2 separate regions of the Homo sapiens genome follow, and region 2 is linked to region 1. Evidence: read pairs that join two places in POLR2A ChIA-PET (ENCODE). Cell type or tissue: GM12878. All regions are shown on one strand. Each heading gives the region's core, and the rest is flanking DNA. Links, peaks and the distances in the headings are about the cores only.

Region 1 (8,262 bases), core at 2,003-7,002:
CTGCTTGCACTGGCCAGCCATGTGCCAAAGCCTCCTGTTGGACAAGGAGAGACAGCTTCTGGGCGACCTCTAGAAGTCTCTTCTACATAGGTATATACTTCTCTATCTAGATTTATCAATACTTCAGACTTTATCTTTAAATTTCCATATATGACACACGTGCATTTAACTTCTATACTCTCACCTCCTCTCTCTTATTTCTTAAATATAGTTAAAAGCTACTTTTAGTTGAATCCATATAATCTGATTCAGAAAATATAACTCGCTGCAAAGAAAAAGTTATCACAACATTATTATTATTTTCTTTTTTTCTTACTGTGAAAATATTTTATTTAGTCATTTTTATTTACAATTGAAACTCTGGGAATTCAAAATTAACATCCTTGCCCGTGAGCTTCTTATAGACACCAGAAAAAATTTCAACTTTGTGTTCCACATTGTTCTGCTGTGCTTTGTCCAAATGAACCTTTACGAGCAGGCCACCGTCCAGTTTCATGCAGATTCTCTTGCCCACAATTTCACTTGGGAAGACCAAGTCCTCAAGGATTGCGTCGTGCACAGCTGTCAGGGCACGGCTCCTGGGATGCTTTTGCTTATTTTTCATACAGCTTTTTCGAGTTGGCTTAGGCAGAATTCTCCTCTGAGTGATAAAGACAACATGCTTCCCACTGAACTTTTTCTCCAATTCGCTACTAGCTGGACTTGGATTTTCTGGAAAGATTTCAGTTTAGGAACGGGAACAAAGATTATGATAGCTTTCCGACCACTACCAACTTCAGTTTCTTTGGCTGCCGTAATATTCAGCTCCCTGAGCTGAGCCTTGAGGTCTGAGCTCATCTCCAGCTGCAGAAGAGCCTGGGAGATGCTGGGCTTGAGCTCGTCCGGCTTCTCGTCATTGGGCTTCATGATCTTGGCGCTGGAACTGAATATGGCCTTTTCCTTGCTGAGCGCCAGCTTAGGAAGAGGATCGATACATTATTTTTTGTAGAGCTTTTTGTTCACTATTGTGTCACCTTTTTAAAAATTCTTATTTTTTTGCTTGCCTAATTTTCATTTAAATGTTGTTAATACTTTCCTTCATCTCTAAGTTACCACCGACAATTTCATCTATTCCATTGGGTCTACTTTTTTTCTGGATGGAGCTCTGCATCATGGGGGCCTTCATTCTCCTGCTCTGAACAAGGATGGTTGCTCTCTAGGCCCTCTGAATGGTTTTCAGCCAGGCACTTCTTTTGCTACTCTCCTTTGTTAGAGACATGCTTCCCTAGATTCTATGTTTGCCTCTTTCTTTGTCTTTTTTTAAATCTTGGTCACTAGAGACTGTCAAAAATTGCCAATACCGACTATGTTTCAAGTTGTCATGGTGGGATATTGGGAAACGTTATCAATTAGCAATAATTGCACCTGGAATAAACCTCACTGGCTACCATACTCCCACTGTGCAAAGCTTATGCTTTCCTCTTACTTGATTTATTCCCGTATTTTGCTGGAACACACCCTCCATTAATCGCTTAACAAAGGTTCCATGAGGAGGTCTTCATCTGTTCTTTTCATTGTTAAGTATCAAGTTCTCAGTAAGATACATAAAGATAGATAGATGATAGATGATAGACCAATAGACAGACAGACAGACAGACAGAGGGTGGCTGGATGGATAGATGATAGATAGATAGATAGATATACATACATACATACATAGATAATGAAATGGATTGATGGATGGATTAATATAGAGAGAGAGGGATGGATGGAGGAATAGATAGATAGATAGATAGATAGATAGATAGATAGATAGATAGAGTGAGCTTTTCCTTAGAATTTTGAAAACCATCTTCTACTCTGTCATTGTTCCTAGACTTTCTTTGAGATGTCTGGTACTATTCTGATTCCTAGTCCTTTACATGTGTCTTTTTTTTCTAACACTCAGAAGGTATTTATATCTGTGTTCTGAAATTTACTTTATGTCTGTGCTCTGCAGTTTCACTATGAAGTGTCCTCGTGTGGGTCGTTTCCATTCTTGGCACTGGCGACTTGGTAAGGCTTCTACATCTGGATATTAATATACTTCAATTCTAAGATATTTTACTGTATTTCATTTTTATCATTTCCTTTCTTCCATTTTCATTATTTTTTCTTTCTTTTTGGAGCTTAGTCAGATGTGGAACTTCCTATATTTATCTTCTAAGTATCTTCTTTTTTCTAATATTTTCCACCTCTGTTTTATTTATTCATTTTTCCTTTTTTGAGACAGAGTCTCACTCTGTTGCCAGGCTGGCATGCAGTGGCATGATCTCAGTTCACTGCAACCTCTGCCTCCCAGGTTCAAGTGATTCTCCTGCCTCAGCCTCCCAAGTAGCTGGGACTACAGGCACATGCCACCACGCCTGAATAATTTTTTGTATTTTTAGTAGAGTGGGGGTTTCACCATGTTAGCCAGGATGGTCTTGATCTCTTGACCTCATGATCCGCCTGCCTCGGCCTCCCAAAGTGCTGGGATTACAAGTGTGAGCCACAGCGCCCAGCCTTCTACCTCTGTTTTTTGTTTGTTTTTTGTCTTTTAATTGAGACAGAGTCTCGCTCTTTCACCCAGGCTGGAGTGCTGTGGTGTGATCTCGGCTCACTGCAACCTCCACCTCCACCTCCATGATTCTCATGCCTCAGCCTCCCGAGTAGCTGGCACTGCAGGTGTGCACTACCACAACCAACTAATTTTTTTTTTTAAGAAGAAATGGGGTTTCATCATGTTGGCCAGGCTAGTCTCAAACTCCTGACCTCAGGTGATCCGCCCGCCGTAGCCTCCCAAAGTGCTAGGATTACAGGTGTGAGCCACCATGCCTGGCCTCCACCTCTGTTTTTATTGTATTTTGAGAAATTTTCTTGACTTTATGTTCCAAACCTTCTTTTTTATAATTCTAGCCACCTGATTTTTTAATTTACCTGTATGTTAATTTTTAAAGTTGTTTTCTGGGACTTTTTAATAGTTACAGCATGTTCTCACAAACCTTAAAGTTTTAGTTGGAGCTGTGAAATTTTTATTTGGGAGAGGTTAATTCTGATTTATGCATTTTTTTGCTGTGGGCACTTTCTCTGTATGTTTATTTTATTTGTTTGTCTTTAGCTTTACTTTTATGCCAAGAGATCTTTGGTTTGAGTACATACTAAAAATGAAAGCTTAAAAAGCTAACAGGCAGCTTTCTAATATGGATGAAGTATGTCAATTCACATGTTTCACTATGGATTGACCCAGTGGGAACCACATTTTCACTGGCGATTTCTAAACATCAATATGTGAAGAATTTTCCCTGAAGCCATTCTATTTTCCAGAAGAGTTCTCCTGTCTCCTGATTGGAATATGTGCAACAAAGGCCAGATAGGAACAAAGGAATAGAGATCAACCATCCTTGAGTGCAGCTCTTCAATCAATATTACTAAATTTTCCCTTAATTTCAAGTATTCACTATTTAATTCCTATAGAAAAAGAACCTACAATCTTTTGTCTGAAAGCTACAAATCTAGTTATTGGTTCAACTAGTTATTGGATAGAAATAAGAGCTGAGATTCCAGTTCCATATTCAGATGTGTAAGCCATTCCTTTGTTTGTACCATTTTTAGTTCTGGACTTTACTTCCTATATTCTGAAATATATACCATCCTGACCCTTTGTGCATTTGGGGGGACCAAAAAAAAAGCCCTTCTTCTTCTGTATAAGCTTCTACACTGATAAGTACATAGTTTTTATCCTATCCAGAACTGATATCTAACTGACATTCACCAGGTTAGCCATGACAGTTCATGAAACAGAAATACTATTGTCCTTCTTGGTTATTAGCTACCTCTCCAGAATCCCTCACACACACACCCCCCACCACATCCTCTCCCTGGGAAACCCCCTTTTCACATGCACCCACACGACTCTTCACAGGAAGCAGATGGTGCACAGAAAATGGGAGCATTGAAGGATTTAATGAAGAGAGCATTTACAGCAGCATGAAGAGGGTTAAGGGAAACCAACAAACAAGGGATGGGACAAGACACCAGAATCATCAAGATTAGAAAGCTATTACCTCCTCTAAGCCTGAAGAGGCAAGAAAGGAAACTGTTGGTGCAGCTAAGCAAAGCTATAGCTATAGAATGGATTACCCTACAGAAACTGTGGTCCTAGGTAGAGGATAGAAGGCACACAAAACCATGGCTCAGCAGGGAAAGAACCAATAGAATAATGATCCTGATACCCCTGATGCCTCCTTTAGCTGAACCATCAGGTAGTCAAAAAGCAAGGGAGTCCTCTCAGCTCTAAAAGCTTAGTGAAGAGTACATCTAGATAAGCCAAGGGGTGACAGAGACTGTGCAGCACACAACTGGTTCAGCAGAGGGTCTCCAGGAAACTCTTCTGCACGACAACAGGCAGTTCTTTCTGATTGCTTGGGCCCTGCATCGTACTTATTTTTAAATATTTTAAATAACATTTCTGCTTCTATGAACTTCCTAAATTCACAAACTATAACAATCTTTCATCTACTAACATCCCCTCTCTCATTCCCTTTTTCTCTGTGGATTTACACCGACTGTACATGGGAGTCAGAGGAAAGGGGAAATGATTTATTTCATTTTAATGGAGTCTCAGGAGGCAGGAGCAATAATTGCCTGTGAACAACCTGGCATCTTATCCAATCAAAACACTACTGTTTCCCTTGATTCAACTACTTCATCCATTTGTAGATCTTTATAAATGCTATGTCATCTCACACCACCAAGGCATTTTTCATCTAACTAGAATAACCCTCATTTACCTAGATAACTCCAAATCTTTCTATAGGTCAGCTCAAAAATCACCTCCCTTAGGGAGCCCTGCCCGGCCCTTCCCCAATCCATCCTAAGTGCCCTCCTGTGTGCTTTTATAGCACTGTGTGCTTACCGCTATCGCCACACTTTTCCCATTTTGCAGCAATTGTCTATGTCTACTCTTCAATGAACTATTAGCCGAAATAGCATATCTATGTTCAGTGGTTCTCAATCTTATCAGACCAAGCCCTCCTATTTATAAGTATATTTAGTCCTTTTACTCTCCTAAAATGAAATCCATAGTTAATATATCCTACATAAAAACATGCTTCAAATACCAAGAGGCCTGATGGCTTTTGCAGCAAGAGTGTAGCACAGATTCCTGACATTCACCTTCTTGGGCCAGAAGCCAGGGCTGCATCTCTGAGGCCAACTGCAGTACCCAGAGAAGATCAAGCACATTCTGCCCTGGCTTCAGGAGGACTCACTAACACCCTGTGCATGTTCAGCATGCAGTGCCTTGAACAGAAGAGTTTTCTTTGCTGGCAACCAAACATGTATCCTGCAGAGGTGTTTGGAGGAGTTACTGTGGTACTATGTTATATATACGATTTATCCACAGATGCTAAGTAATTGCCTCCAAGGGAGTAAAAATCTGGAATGCCAATGGATCTCAAAATCTTTTTGGGCAGTCTCGGGTTCCCCACCAGGAGATGCATATTTGGAACCAGCTTATGTAAGACATCAGTGGAGACATTGGAGACAGAATGCAGAGAGATTAATCCTGATTATTCAGGTTAAGGAGTAGACCAACTGCCAAAAGTTATTGACACAATGAAAACCAACCACAATGACAAAAGAATCATCAAGTGTGCTTAGAAGTCAAAAAAATCTCCCTTTGATCGTTCTGGTGTCATGTCAGTTGCCAGTTTGATGGTGGGTAGTGAACTTTACCAGGGGTCAGGAAACGTGGGGCCCTGGTGCTTTTTAGCATCACATGATCCCACACATCATAGACCTGAAGCCAAGTGACTCTACATATTTTGGAAGATGCTCATATATACCTAAATCTCATTGAGCCACTGAAAATTAATTAGACATTTCTACAAGTTCAGAACATTAAAAAAGTTAAGATAATTAGTGATGTTAAAGCTGAAGATATTCAGATTAAAGGTCATGGCATTCATCTAACTATTAAAATTAGAAATGTTTGTCTGAAATGCCTTTGCATATTTTCAGGATTTGATCAGTCTTTTGGAGATGGTCTGACTACCCTGGTGAGATTTTTATTTGTGCTTCAAATGAAAAAAGAACTAGGTCAAAACCACATTAGTATCCTATCAGTTACTATGCATCATTAAAAACAGCTTCCACTGGGGATAATTCTTTTAGTAAAAAAGGCTCACCTTTTTAGAAAAACAATACCATTAATGTGATTAAGAATGTATAAAAATTCTAGCAGTATGAAAAAGATAAGAAGATTGAAAGTTTATATACCCTTAAAAAATGCATGCATTTCAAACCTACATCTGTATGAAGAAGGTGAGTGAATTTCAAGTGTTGTATAAACAATATCACTTTAGCAGTATTTAAATACTATCAATCACAATATACAATGTAGCTATAGTCTTTTGAAATATGTTTTATATATTTCTATAAATATTATAAATCAGCATTCTGTTCTCAAATCAACAAAATGCCCTCAGTATAGTATAAGAGCAATAAGAAAATTATGTATAATAAATGAGACTAAATCATTGATGAAGACAAGTCTTAAATTAGTCAGATGTTTGCAACTATATGAAGAATCACGTCGAATATAGTAGCTCCTAATGCAGTTATAGGTATGTGACCTAAAAGACTCAAACCTAAAGAGACTGAACAAAGCAAAGGGTAATCTTATCGCAATTTACGTAGTATATTTGCATTCTTGAAAAAAATCAGCATATTTGAGTTAAATGGAGTTGGACTCTGGACTCAAATAACTACAAAAACAAATCTTTCATCTATTGTCTCTAGACACATTTTAATCTTTTTGAAATTAGAAAATTCATCTTACAGTCAATGGCTTCTTACAGTCTCTTTCAATCAGGTTGCAGCCAAGATGAGGAAACTTGATCAGTTGTTCATATCCTCATCACTTCAATTGGGTTATCTGCTTTGCAGGTATTACATGTGTTGAGTTTAATTGCTATATAAAATGTCATTTAAAGAGATTATATTATGAAGCAGCATCAATACAAATAATTATTCACAAGCGTGGAAGCAGGAAAGTGGACATCATTTTGAAATTACAAAGTATTTGTCATTGGAAGAATAACTATCATTCAATATTTTTTCCCAGAGGAACCTCGAACTGCTAGAGCACATTTTTTTTTTTTTTTTTTTTTTTTTTTTTTTTTTTTTTTTTTTTTTTTTTTTTTTTGAGATGGAGTCTTGCTCTGTCACCGAGGCTGGAGTGCAGTGGCACAATCTCAGCTCACTGCAAGCTCCACCTCCCGGGTTCACGCCATCCTCCTGCTTCAGCCTCCCGAGTAGCTGGGACTATAGGCACCCGCCACCACGACTGGCTAATTTTTTTTTGTATTTTTAGTGGAGACAGGGTTTCACAGTGTTAGCCAGGATGGTCTCGATCTCCTGACCTTGTGATCCACCCAGCTTGGCCTCCCAAAGTGCTGGGATTACAGGCATGAGCCACCACACCTGGCAGAGCACATTTTTTTAATTAAAAAAAGAAGACACCATGAATAAATGTCTTACATTTTCATAATGAAATATATGCAAAGATTAACTATTGTATGCCATTCACTGCAACAGAAGGCAGAAGAATTTGTAGATCCATCTGAGTAACAAAAAGGAGGAGTATTTGTAGGTTGCTCAGAGTAGTTAAAAGAAATTTCAGAAGAGCAAGAGCTGTTGAGACTGATGTGTGTGTTGTGCAGAACTATACTGAAGGAATTGTGTCAGAGTATAATTTGCAGTGTTCCTCCTTCTCAGTTATATATACAATTATAGTACATCTTAAAATCAATGGTATCTTACATTGAGTGAAATATGGCACTTAAATGTCTTGCAAAATATTTCAAAATCCTGTGGAACTTGGAATAGTTCTTCATTGTGAAGGACTATCCTACAAATTGTAAGATATCTAGAATGTTTGGCTCCTGGCCACCAAATATCATGATAGACAGCAAAAAGAAAAATCAAATAAATTGCAAAACACAACTGGGGATGGGAGTGGGAGTTGAGTACTGCTTCTGTTAGAAACTACTATCCTAGAGCTTATCCCAGGAACTAGTACATAATAGGTGTTCAATAAGTGCTTTTTGAAGGATGATTAATTAATTACTAAACTTTAAAATTTCCCAATAGGTTAAATATTGCTTGCTCAGTCATTCACCATTGTTTGAAAGTGGATCATTTGATTATTCATATTATGGGCTTTAGTTCTCTAGTGTAAAATTTTTGCCCTCCATTTAA
Region 2 (8,262 bases), core at 1,023-6,022, 90 kb after region 1:
TTACTTACAATATTAAAGGCAAAGATCACATATAAAGAATTCAAACTTAGAGAGAAACCTGGAATTCCATGTTCTTTGTACTACATTTTATTTCTATATTTCATATTTTCTCTTTGCCACATCTATTTGTAATACAATAAAATAAAACAAATATGTTAGAACTTCCTCTCTAAGTCTGGGTAACTTTCAACACAGCAAATCATAAAGTATCCAAGCCTCAGTTACCTGACCTATAAAATGAGGATATTGTACCAAGCAACCACTGTCACCGTACACGTTATAATTAAGTGTTGTCACTGTGTTTTTATTGTAGACCTTCTGGTGGAAGAGATGCCTGAAAACCTTCCTGCATTGTCTTAGTTAATTGGCTTTATCCAGAAAAGAAACAAACTTCTCATATCTTTATAACAGGAGGTAGTTTTGCAATTTGTAGTGAGGTGCCCACCAAAGCTAGGCTCCTACATTCCCACAGATACTGGGAAATAAGAGGTACTATCTTCCTTGATTATTACATTTCAAAGAGATGGCTCCCAGGTTCTTGAGAAAGACTTCACTGGGTCACAAAGCTGACAAAAGATCTATCTAGTTTTCAAAAGAGTATCTACACATTTCAAAGAGAGGAGAAAGCACTTAGTACAAGTTTTCCAAAGTAATTGCTCTTTAAAAAAAAAGTAGGGTTGGGGAGTTTTCCTTATTTTCAACAGGGAAAATTAAGCCTCTTATTTTTCTTTTTTTTCTTTTGATAAGGAGTCTCGCTCTGTCACCCAGGCTGGAGTGCAGTGGCACGATCTTGGCTCATTGCTACCTCCACCTCCCGGGTTCGAGGGATTCTCCTGCCTCAGCTTCCTGAGTAGCCAGGATTACAGGTCATGCACCACTAGGCCTGGCTAATTTTTTGTATTTTTAGTAGAGATGGAGTTTCACCATGTTGCCCAGGCTGGTCTCAAACTCCTGGCCTCAAGTGATCCACCCCCACTCAGCCTCCCAAAGTGCTGGGATTATAGGTGTGAGCCACCGTGCCCGGCCTTATTTTCCATTTTTATTTGTCCTTAAAAGTAATTCTCAGTGGCTTTGGTTTTCAATTATTAATGCTAGTCTGTGCAGGTAATGCCGCAAAACGAATCTTGGAGTCATATTGCCTGTCCAGAGACTCAAGAGTGAACCTCCTCCTACCATGTGGTCCTAACTCAACTGTATTTGTAAATTACATAGGCTCCAACCACAGCTCTAGATTTCTAACCCTCTCGCTCTACAGACACCATGGAAGGCTTTAATTGAAAACTAAGCAAACAAAGGTATAGGAGCCTGTATTATAATGAAAAATGCCTAAGTTAAAGATACAATTAAGTTAAATCTTTTAAAACCAAAGATTAAAGAGGCAATTAGTCTAGGCAATTAGACTGTGCCTACAACAGTCTGTCTCTAGGAATCAGGTTTGTTCAGGACATCAAGGAATGTCTGAAGAGGTTTTTAGAGCATGCTTCAGTGTTAGGACAGGAGCAATGGAAGAATGAGAACACAATACACTAAGAGTAATTAAAAAAAAAAAAAGTAATTCTCAGTACAAGTTCTAATTTTTTTCGGCGGCTTCCTAACCAGCATATAGATTTCAGTTTTATCCTCAAAGTCACATCTTCATCACTTCCCATTCAGGTTCTTGCCATGTTCTTTTGCCTTGGGGTTTTTATGCTGCATGGCAAAACTCATCAGTTGGCAATTGCCAATAGAAAGGAGGGTAGTATACTCATTTACTAAAAGACTGTGGAAAGGATTCGTTGTTGGAGTGTCCCACAGGTAGTTGGAATCAGAGTCTGTAGAGTGTTCCAAGGGAAGAAAAAAATCCCCTCCAAACTCAGAAAACCTTTTTCTAAAGGTATTATAGAAGGAAAAGAGAACAATTTTATTATTAAAGAACTTTGAACTAGAATGTAATAATGCTCATCACAAGCAATTGATTAAAGACATTGTAAAGACAGAAGGAAATCTTCCTCTTTTATACAGATTATAAATCTTCCTCTTTTATGTATAGCCCATTACACTTATGTTTCCAAGATAAAATTGCTGATTTTCTCATATCTTTATGACTTTGAAGTCAAGTGACAGCTGAAATTACACTTACAATCTCCTGGAGATGGGAGATATGGCATTATCTTCCTCCATCATTACATTTCAGCCATCTGGCTTTCAGGTACTTGAGGGAACATTCCTAAATTGTGAGACTGGCAAGAGGCTTATTTAGAATTTTACTTTCTACAAGAAGGTGAAAGAACTGGGGGTGGGGGTGATGTATAGTACACTAGAGAGGTTGGGCGTGCAGTTTCACATAAGAGCTCATGTCCAGTGGGAGCAGTGGACACTCATGCCTTTGAAGGATTTTGTGAGCTTGGAAAATGTGCGTATCAAAGGTGACCAGTGAAGGCTTGAGACCGTTGTGCTCTTTCCCAATTGTTTTGTATAATTTAAGAGTCTCACTATCATTGGATAACCCTAGATAAAGGGAGGAAACTTTTCATACATGACACAGATTGAATTTCTTATGAACTAGGAATGGGAAAAAAGTAACTCAACTCAGAGTTATTATTCTTAAAAATAGTAATATGTGACATTTTTATACCAAATGTGGTAGAATAAAATTCAGACCTACATTTAATTATTGCCTATTTTATGCCAGTTACTGTTCCATGTAAACAAGACTGAGAAGATCTTTGCCGTAATGGAAATCATAATGTGCTAGGAAAAATCACACAAATATGCAGATGATTATAATCAAGGAGAATAAATTATAAAGACAGAAGTACAGGAAGTTATGGATGTTGCTTGAAACCCACATTTGGGGTGTTAAGGAATGTTTACAGATGTAGGAAAGTTTAAACTGAGACCCAAAAGATGGGTGGGAATTACTACGTATATGTGTAATATCCTAAAGGTACCATATAATATTGATTTAAAGCAGTGACCTTGACTGAATGTGGTTGCTCATGCCTGTAATACTAGCGCTTTAGGAGGCTGAGGTGGGTGGATCGCTTGAGCTCATGAGTTGGGGACCAGCCTGGGCAGCGTAGCAAAACCTCATCTCTACAAAAAATACAAAAATTAGCAGGGCATGGTGGTGTGCACCTGTAGTCCCAGCTACTCAGGAGGCTGAGACAGGAGGATCACTTGAGCCCAGGAGGTTGAGAATGCAGTGAGCCATGTTGACACCACTGCACTGCAGCCTGGGCAACAAAGCAAGATCCTGTCTCAAATAAATAAAAATAGTAGTGACCTCCAAGTAAAAAAAAAAAAAATCCAATTCTCTAAATATGTTTTTACAAAAGTAAGGAGGTCTGAGCTATATCTTAGAAATATTTCAATGTAAAATAGTTGAGCTTCAAAGCAGAAAATTTTCATTATCTGGAAAATACTTGTATTCATGATACCTCATTTCCTTAATGATGTCAGATAAAATGTTCTTTTGTTTCATGAACAAGATTTGATTGATAAAAACGTTTAGAAAATTAGTTGACCAAAATGGCTGCACTTTTCCTTCAAAAGGAGCTCACTGAGTAATTAACAGATGTAGAGAGAAATCATGATGTTACCTACCGGCAGTGATTGATGTTTCCCAGTGTCACACTGTAATGCAATTATGCGAATGCTTTGACATCTGCTGTAATAATTGACCGCACTGAAGCTGCTGCCTGCTCAGGACACTTCTTATCTATGACTGCTCTCTTATTAGGGACTGGATCATGGCTACTCTTTCTGAACACACCTGTTTAAAGGTAAATTATATGTTCCTACAGTACATCTTCTGTTGTCCACCTCAAAGGGGTCACCTAATGACAGTCTCCAAAAAATCCACATAGGCGAGTACAATTCTTTTTTTTTTTTTTTTTTTTTTTTTTTTTTTGAGACACTCTTGCTGTGTCATCCAGGCTGGAGTACAGTGGCACAATCTCGACTCACTTGCAGCCTCAACCTCTCAGGTTCAAGGGATTCTCCCACCTCGGCCTCCTGAGTAGCTGAGATTACAGATATGTGAACCATGCCAAGCTAAATTTTGTATTTTTAATAAAGATGGGGTTTTGTCATGTTATCCTGGCTGGTTTCGAACTCCTGGCCTTAAGTGATCCACTCTTGGCCTCCCAAAGTGCTGGTTTTACAGGTGTGAGCCACCATGCCTGGCCACAATTTTCTACTGAGAAATCTTTTTTGAAATCAAGGTGAAATTTTACCTTTGTAATCTCAACACTTTGGAAGGCTGAAGAGGGAGGATCATTTGAGGCCAGGAATTCACGACTAGCCTGGGCAACATCACAAGACCCCATCTCTACTATTAAATTTTAAAATTAGCTGAACCTGATGGCCCCCACCTGTAGTCCTAGCTACTCAGGAGGCTGAGGCGGGAGGATCACTTGTGCCCAGGAATTCAATGCTGCAGTGAGCTATGATCGCACCACTGCATTCCAGTTAGGTGACTGAGCGAGATGAGACAGAGAAAGATGAAAGGACATATGAATAAATCCCTGCATTTTTAAATCATGAAAACATCTTAGTGGCTATTTTTTAATAGTTCAGCTCATAGATATATAATTGGTATATTTCAGCACTTTATTAAATAAAATATATATTTCCCACAGAAGATAATTGATGAAAGCAGAATGCTTTTCTTTTTTCCATTTAGAATAACAGTAAATTCCATTAAAATGTATTTAATTCATTGACTGGAAGTTAGGCAAAGTAAGTATGCTTAGATACTGTAAATATATGGTAAGTGGCAGATAATGGTAATCAGGAGGTTCTTTAGCTGAGCTTTTTGAAGTTAAATATTAATATATGTTGACACTATACATCACATGGAGATTAATCCTTAAATTGAAAATATAGGTATAATTGCAACTAATCATTTTAATTGTGTAATTGCCTAGTCTGAATGGGCTGCTTGCTATAGCTGCATCGTCGTAAATTTGTAATCAGATCTAAGTGTCTTGAGGAACAAAATAATCCACCAACACTGTATTACCCACTAATAGAACTATAAAGCAATGAAGTTACAGGCAATACAGGCCCATGCAAATACGCTAAAATAATAGTTCACAGATTGTCATGGTTCTCTAAAATCTCTAGGCTGGCTATCAAGATTTTTATCTCATTCCAAATAAAAATAGCCTTAGCTCTTTTCAGATTATAAAATAACAAATGTTCAATTTTTGAAATTTCCATACAATACAGAAATGTAAAAGGAATAAAAATGAAATCAACTTCAATGTCTCCACCTAAAAAAAAACACTGCTAATATTTCCTTTTATATCTTCCACACTTTTTACTATCTATACAGATTTTCTTACAAAAACTGAATCGTTTTTAAACAATGTCATTCATCTTGCTCCTTTTACTTATTAAAATACTTTGGAATCTGTACATATAATCTATCTTCTTTAATGCATATATATATTTCAATGTATATATTTTCCTTATTTATTTAACTGTTCCATTTTTAACATACATTTAGTTTCTATGTTTCTTTTTTTGCTATTAATATTACAAGAAACACTTTGACAAAAATTCTTATACCACTTTTAAGCACTTTATTTAAATTTCTGGGCCAAAGAGGAATTATAATTTGAAGGCTTTGTTCAAATATTTGCAAATTTTTCTCTAAAATAGTCATATCAATTTCCTATTTCATTAATAATAGATGAAACAGACTATTTCCTGTTACTTTCACCAACACTGGTTCTTATCAACATTTTAAAATTTTGTCACACTAGTTTGGTTTTCTAAAGTCTAGGGTGGAATACCAAAGAGGGGACATCAGGGGTAATATAGATGTTCATGTTCTTGATTGTAATGCTATTTCATAGGTACATACCTATGCCAAAACTCAGAAATTATATACTTCCAATACATGCAGTTTATTCCATGTGGATATGGCACTCATTTCCGGGACTGGGGCAAGCCTAACTCAGCCCATACCGAGCTTTGGTGTCCTGGCTTTTAAATTGCTGATGACCCAGCATTGGTTTCTCCATAATCCTGTTTCTCAGCTATAAGCCAGAGAAAAGGGGATAGGAGAAAGTGATATTAGCACTGCCATCAAAGTAAGGGAGCTTATCCCAAACCAGGGGAATGTGAAATATAAGCAAAGGCCAGGTTTGGGGAGATAGGCACAGAGCAGGGGACATACTGATTTTCACTGGGCCCCTAAAGGGCCAGCTAAGGTGACAGCACCAACTATAAGCTTCAGTTTAGAAATATGTTTAGAAATAGACATTGGATACATATGTGGAAACAAGAGAAACAAAAGGCAAAGCTGTTCAGGAAAGCAAGGGTTACAGGCCTAAAGAGATCCAGAGCACGAAGTGCAAGTAGCACAGAATGATGAGCGTCCTGGGCTCCCCACTGGAATTGAAGAAATACAAGAGCTGTGGGAAATATAAAGCCATGGACTTCGGTGGGAGATTTACTGCTATCATTGGCAGTGGGTGGGGTGGGGTGGGTGCCTGCTCTTTAGAAAGAGTAGAAGCTATATTCCTGAATAGGTGGCACTCAATTTAGCATGGGTTTTGGAATACCTCTATCAAGTAAGATTCTAAAGGAAATGTAATAGGCTTTAAAAATGCAGAAAAAAAATTGTTGAGAAGATAGACTACAATTTTACAAATTTTGATAAAAATACGAGTGTTTTAGATGACATTCTCAAAACAGTGAAGCAGTTTACATAGCTGGTGAATTTTTTCCACGTGATACAAGAAAGTGTCATGATTAACCTCCTCATGGGTGGCTATGGCTATCACCAACAGACCTTGAACTTCACAAGAGATACATTTTACTAACTGAAATGAAATTGGGGGCAACTTAGCAAAGTGAAGCTAATGATTCTTTCTCTTCTATTTTTTTCTATTAATGTCTTTGCCTACCCCTACTATAAAAAACACATGAATCTCAGCCATGTTAGTTTGTCTCAATTTTTAATCAAATACATGCCTACTTCCCATCATCTGATACATATTAAATAGCCAATGCAATCATGCCCATTTGCTATACTCAGCTCAAAGCAAAAAAAAAAAAACAGTGATGCTTTGGCATTGTCTCTTCACAATATCGAAGTGTGACAGTGTGACTTTATAGAGTTTTGTGAATAGTCACAGAGTATCAGGTAGAGATTGATCAGCCATGGGGTGCTAGGTTGAATATTATTTTGGGGAGTGTCTATGAGGGTGTTTCCAGATAAGGTTTGAATCAGTGGACTCAGTAAAGAAGATTGTCCTCTCCAGTGTAGGTAGGCATCACCCAATCCACTGAGGGCCTGAACAGAAAAAAGAGGTACAAGAAGGATTTACCCCCTTATTGCTTCCCGCTTGCCTTGTTGAGCTGAGACATCAGTCTTCTCTTGCCCTTTGACTGGGATTTATACTACTGACTTCCTCTGGTTCTCAGACCTTCAGACTCAGACTGGAACTACACCACTGGCTTTCCTAGGTCTCCAGCTTTGCAGATGATAGATTGTGGGACTTCTGCACCTTCATAATTATATGAGCATATATCTTACATTAAATCTCTCTCTAGATAGATGTACAGTACATATCCCATTAGTTCTATTTATCTGGAGAAACTGGACTAATACATGGTCTGTTTGAATGCAAATTCCATTCTCTTGAGAGTCATTTATTCATTCAACAAGTATTTATTAAGGGTCCAGGCACTGGGAATACAACAGTAAATAAAGTTCTTGCCTATAAAGAATATATATTCTGGTGGAATTCTATCTTAAGTGTGCTATTATATTGTATTCTAGACAAACATTTCTATCCCTACCACTTGGAAATAGCTGAGTATCAGCATTTTCATAGGAAGCACCAAAAACTGGAAAGTTTAACAGCATAAGCACTAGAGCCCGATGGAGCAATTTAGTTTTTATTTTGGTTCTGGACACATCTCATGTTTGTGATTATCTTATCTTCATTGGAATCCAAATGGGTAAAGCTGATATCAGCCTGTGAAATGGGGATTTTCCTTCTCAGATTATTTTTTCTTCCCCTGGAAGAAGACTAGGCTATACTAATATTCAGGGTTCACAATACTCTTTGGTTTAAAATGTATTCTGTCCGATTGAAAGAGTGGAGCAAACCTACTTAAATCCTCCTTCCTCCAGATGATATGGAAGAATAAATCAATCAATGAAAAGTAAGCAGTCACTTCTTGCATATTCTCATACACTGTGAATGCTCAGGGGACAGTTGCTCAGTGGAGGGCTCCTCAAGAAGGCTGAGGCCCAAT

The links. ChIA-PET counts read pairs that join two places held together with the same protein. Peaks named below come from ENCODE experiments on the same cell type or tissue, not always from the same donor. Only the 100,000 strongest peaks of a DNase experiment are listed, where the experiment ranks them.
Region 2: POLR2A ChIA-PET joins it to region 1 with 5 read pairs; 2 of 35 experiments call an interaction of 5 or more read pairs at or near these places.

Annotation. Positions count from the first base shown.
Region 1 is chr6:96,648,143-96,656,404 of GRCh38, forward strand. It overlaps the pseudogene RPS7P8, the pseudogene RNU4-70P and the pseudogene TYMSP1. Among named protein-coding and RNA genes, the nearest start is that of FHL5, 89 kb to the left of the region's middle. RefSeq lists enhancers at 2,031-2,090, 3,985-4,074. In GM12878, for the core only: no CTCF peak of the experiment used is centred there; DNase peaks (open chromatin) are centred at 2,034 and 3,903.
Region 2 is chr6:96,739,267-96,747,528 of GRCh38, forward strand. No RefSeq gene overlaps it. Among named protein-coding and RNA genes, the nearest start is that of GPR63, 94 kb to the right of the region's middle. In GM12878, for the core only: no CTCF peak of the experiment used is centred there; no DNase peak of the experiment used is centred there.